Linked DNA regions of Mus musculus: region 2 is linked to region 1. The links are chromatin loops, found by intact Hi-C in ENCODE. Cell type or tissue: heart. All regions are shown on one strand.

Region 1 (2,500 bases):
GCTTGGTTCTTACTGTCTAGTTCTATTCACAACTTCAGCAAATGCCCAGGCACAGAAAATGTCCTGCCCAATGCTAGGTCCTGAAGTTATTACATTGGCAGGTCTGGTTAAGGGAATTCAGACCAAGAGGTGAAGGATTGAGCTCTGGGGCCTTTCTTCCTAAAATCTGCCATTTCAAAAGCATCTGCTTAGAGGCCTGGGAGAATATTGACAAGGTTGGCAATGCACAGCAGGCTGTAAAGGTTGAGGACGAAAGGCTATTTCTCAGACTGAGGACAAGGGACACTGCAAGCTTAGTGTCTTGACTCTGCCAAGGCTTTGTCGTCTTAGGAGTCTGACATCCGGCTCCTACCCAGGGCCGATCAGCACTTAATAGCTAAATAAATAAATGTTTGTGAGAGATCTACACCTCATACCAGATGGACCCTTGATCAAGCAAAGTGTGGCCACTGACTCCCGCCTTGGCCCCCTTCCGAGTGATTATTAACCCCTTCTGCCACCCCACCCCCCACCCCCGGTCCGGGACTGGGGTGGAGAACTTCCCGGGACAGAGAGTTGGAAGGAAGGGACTGGATAGTGGACGCAGCCATGTCCCTTGGATTTAAACCCAGAAGGGGACGCCAGATGCACAGGGCCCTGACCCCGCCAGTGCAGCCCCCTGACCCGGCGGGGCAGCACCGGTGATTCGGACCCCTAGGGCCCGCGCGGGGCTGACTGGCGGCGACAGTGGCGGGGTGGCCCTGTCGCTTCTAAGGATCAGGCCGGAGTTGCCCCGTGGGCCACTGGGGCGGACATGTCGCAGCTCTCATGGATAGGGACCCGCCTTTACTTTGCTCCCTTAGGCCCGCGAGGCCCTGGTGAGGTCACCGAGGGCCAGACTGAGCAGAAGGCTCGGGGGCGCCGCGGCCCCGGACACGCCCCGGACACACTCCCAGCGCTTTTTGCACACTTCCCCACCGCCGGGAACAGCCAAGGCACGGGGCGCGGCGTGGGGGGGGGGGGGTGGGGGGGGTGGGGGCGTTCTGTGCCCTTACTGTTTGTTGGGACTTCTTCCCAGGACAGCATTCCCCACCCTTTCCTCTCGAAAGTCTTGTGGTTTCCCTAGAAGACGGAAAGAGGTTGAGAAGGTTGCAGACTTTTTTTTCTTTGGCTTCTTTTTCCATCCAGAAAGCCCTCTAAATCCCCAAAGGGTCTGGCGGAGAGGGGACATCTCGGGCTGCAGAGGAGGGAGCGAGCTGTGCATTCCTCCGCCCTACCGCCTCCCACCTGGCCTCGTCGCTCCCCTCCCCCGCCCGGGCTCAGCCCCGCGTCCCGCCGCGGCCGCCCCGGCAGCTGCAGGGTTAAGCTCAGGAATGTGGCGGCGAGGAATGTGCATGCAGATGAGGCGGGCGCGGGGCGGGCCGGGGGCGGAGCGCATGCTAATCGCATGCAAATGAGCAGGCCAGTCGCCGCCGGGCCGTTGCTCCGCGGAGCTTCCCGGATCCGAGCCCAGACGGCGTCGGCCGGGGCAGCCTGGGCGCCGCGACCCTCGGCGGCCACAGGGGGACGGGGAGGAGGAGGAAGAGGCGGAGGCAGCGGCGGCAAGGAGGAGGAGGAGGGCTCGCTCGTCTGTTCCGACGCAGACATGGTGGACTGATCTCCGGCAGGGCTGAGAGCAGGGATCCCCGAGGCTTCCCCGCGCGTAGCTCGCCGTGCCCCTCGCCCCGCACGCCCCTCGCCGGCACCCGCGTTCCCGCCGCGCCCCGCGCCCGGTCCCTATGGAGGCGCCGCTCGCCGGCGAGGCCGCCGACCATGCCTAGGAGGGCCGGGAGCGGGCAGCTGCCGCTACCCCGGGGCTGGGAGGAGGCCAGGGACTACGACGGCAAGGTTTTCTACATCGACCACAACACCAGGAGGACCAGCTGGATCGACCCCCGGGACAGGTGGGTGGCCGGGCCCCGGCCGGGTGCGGGGACCCGCCTCGGGAAGTGCTGCGGTGGCTGTTGTCTGGGAGACCTGGAGGGCGCCGGGGGCGTGGGGCGTCGCCGGCCCTGCACCCCCCGAGGGGCTCCGGGGTAGGCGCGGGACGGTCGGCCTAGGCGCGGCTGTATCTGCCCGCCAGGCGCCCCTTCTTGGGCCCCATTGCCCACTGCCTTCCCCACACCCCTCGGGGACTTGTAGACACTCCCTGTCCCAAGGGAAGGGCCGGATTGGTGCCCTGGGTTGGCACCCTGAGTCCAGTTAGCCGGCTCAGGGTGTGTGTGTGTGGGTACTTGACCCCTCTCTAGACCTCCTGTGTGCTGTTTAAAGTTGGTCAGATGGAGGGAGAGGGCACCTTTCGACCTCTGAGGCACGCTGAGCTCGGGGCCTCCCGGAGGCCTAAGTGATGGTGAATTACTAGTCATCTGGGCCACCTGTGGCATCTCTCCTGCCTTACATACCTAGCTCCTGGGCACTGACTGCAAGCTTTTCCTAGGGCGCACCCCGAACCATGTCCTAGGGTCTGAACGTGGAGAGAGGG
Region 2 (2,500 bases), 280 kb after region 1:
CACCCACAGGGCGCTGGGTTCAATTCCCAGCACCCACAGGGCGCTCAAAATCCTGGGTCAACTCAACTCCAGGAGAGCCATTGCTCTCTTGCCTCCAAGGGCACCAGGCCCACACATGTAGCACAGACACACATGCAAGCAAAAAATCGAACTCATAAAACAAAACAAAACAAATGCAGAAGCAGTTGCTCTTGAGGACTGAGGCCAGGACGAGATAAGCAGATACATTTCCATTTTGGTCCAACCGGGATTAACAGTTAAAACCAGTTGGCACGGGGTCATTTATAGTTCGGGGACCAAAAGCGTTAAGGGAGAGGAAGCGGGTTGAACCAGGAACTTAAGAAACCGCGGAAACCCAGCCAGATCGTGGGGCGCAAGCGCAAAGGCCTGGTTTCAAAGAGCCGGTTAGATCCAACTGGAGGAGCCGCTTGTGCTCGTCGTTAAGTTACAACCGTGCTCGGTACTTTTATTGTCCCCATCCCACAAGGCATCCGCAGGTCCCCAAACGCCCGGAGACCTTCCGAGCCTCGGGCCCAAGGGTTCAGCGGCTTTCGCGGCAGGGCGCAGGCGCGGAAGCCAGCTTTTGTTTATTTTGGCCGCGTGCGACCGCGAGCGTCCGAGGGCGGAACGCGCAGGAGGGGCGGGGCGGCAACTCGGACGCCTCCAGGTCTCCGCGCTCCGCCCGCTTTGTCCCACCGCCCCCCTCTCCCGGCCCCCCGGAGCGCGGCGTCACAAAGCGCCGGCGGAACGCCCCAGCGGCCGCCCCTAGGCGCCGAGGGCGGGGAGGGCCGCTGGCCGCTGAAGTCGCCTCGGCCCCGCCTCCGCCGGCGCGACCGCCGAGCGAGTCGCTGGCGACTGGGCGCTGCAAAGCATCCTGGGAGGACGCGCTCGCGCCGGAAGGTCGCGTGTGCGCGCGGCGGCAGCGGCGGCGGCGAGGTTATAAAAGGGAGCGAGGCGGTGGCCGGCGGAAGTGGGCGGTTCGTCGGCGCCTTGTTCTGTTGTTTGGGGTTTGGGCTCCTGGAGGGGCGTTCTCGGGAGGGCCGCCGGTGCAGGCCGCGCTGACACAGGGCCGCTTCGCCCCCGGGGCTCCGTGCGCTTGCGCTCTCCCCGTCCCGCAGGGTCCCCAACATGGCGCAGGAGGTGTCCGAGTACCTGAGCCAAAACCCGCGGGTAGCCGCCTGGGTGGAGACGCTGCGCTGCGAGGGCGAGACGGACAAACACTGGCGCCACCGCCGGGAGTTTCTGCTTCGCAATGCCGGGGACCTGGTCCCCGCCACCGACGAGACTGCGGACGCGGAGAGCGGAGCCCGCACTCGGCAGCTCCAGCAGCTGGTCTCCTTCTCCATGGCCTGGGCGAACCATGTCTTCCTAGGGTGCCGGTGAGTGGAGGGAGCGTCGCTCTCCAGCCAGCCTTCCGGGCTTTGCTCCACGCCCCCTGCCGCTGGCCGGGGAGCGCTTTCGCGGGGACCGGCGACGCTGGGGAGGGCCGCTTGGGAAGCGCGGGAATCGGTGTGACACTGTGGGTCCTCGGAGGGAGAGCAGGAAGGGCGTCCGGGGCTGTCCCCGACCTCACAGTTGCCGGGCGTCCGGGTGGTATGCGCCCGGCAGATGGAGTTGTTGGTGCTTAGCTGACAGTATCTGCCCGGGAGACCCCGAGTTTAAAGGTTCCCTGGCACAGACCCGCCTCCCGAGCCCTTAGGGCATTCGTCTGGGCCATCTTCGATTGTCGCGCGGTTCGTACACTTTGATCACGACCAGGAAATGCAGTCTGCGCACTCCTGCATTCCTCACGCTGCCAGTACTTTCGGAAAAAAAAAAATAAAGCATAACAACAACAAAAACAAACCACTTCTTGAGAGCGACTTTTGCTTCTTTTTCAGGTACCCTCAAAAAGTTATGGATAAAATTCTTAGTATGGCTGAAGGCATCAAAGTGACAGATGCTCCAATCCATACCACACGAGACGAACTGGTTGCCAAGGTGAAGAAAAGAGGGATATCAAGTAGCAATGGTTAGCAGATCATAGATGTGAACATACATAGGAGTTTAGAAAATATGCTTTATAAAATTAGGAATCGCTGTCATTACTAATTTTTTTTAACAATCCAGAATGTGTATGCTGTATTAATCTAGTTAAAATGTTAAAGCTACACTGTGTGTGTATGTGTGTCTGTCTGAGTCTGTCTGTCTGTTTTGGTGCTGAATTTGATTAACTTTTAGATTTTCAAGTCCAATGTCTGATGCTGTTAATTTAATATTAAAAACTAATCATATTAATTGATACTGTTTTAACATACTAATGAAGTTGTTCCATATTTTAAAAGAAACTACTGGTTCTGAAAAAAGAATTTTTTTGTGCTTTTGTTTGTCTTGTTTTGTTTTGTTTTGATAGGGTTTCTCTGTGTAGCCCAGCCTATCCTGGAACTTGCTCTATAGACCAGGCTGACCTCAACCTCAGGGGTCATGCCTGCCTCTGCTTCCTGAATGCTGGGATGAAAGG

The links. Hi-C counts contacts between places; a loop is a spot of excess contacts. Peaks named below come from ENCODE experiments on the same cell type or tissue, not always from the same donor. Only the 100,000 strongest peaks of a DNase experiment are listed, where the experiment ranks them.
Region 2: a loop joins it to region 1, with 2.5 times the contacts of the local background. A loop is called at or near these places in 3 of 42 quality-filtered maps.

The regions. Positions count from the first base shown.
Region 1 is chr8:47,989,488-47,991,987 of GRCm38, reverse strand. Wwc2 (WW, C2 and coiled-coil domain containing 2) reads left to right here and starts at 1,444. Exons shown (of 23, transcript NM_133791.5): 1 at 1,444-1,922. The coding sequence starts at 1,792. In heart, a CTCF peak has its summit at 1,544; DNase peaks (open chromatin) are centred at 877, 1,447 and 2,237; H3K4me3 peaks cover 2,500 bases; H3K27ac peaks cover 2,500 bases.
Region 2 is chr8:47,712,399-47,714,898 of GRCm38, reverse strand. It overlaps Cdkn2aip (CDKN2A interacting protein), which reads left to right and starts at 968. Exons shown (of 3, transcript NM_172407.3): 1 at 968-1,379; 2 at 1,881-2,011. The coding sequence starts at 1,129. In heart, a CTCF peak has its summit at 1,456; a DNase peak (open chromatin) is centred at 918; H3K4me3 peaks cover 2,264 bases; H3K27ac peaks cover 1,769 bases.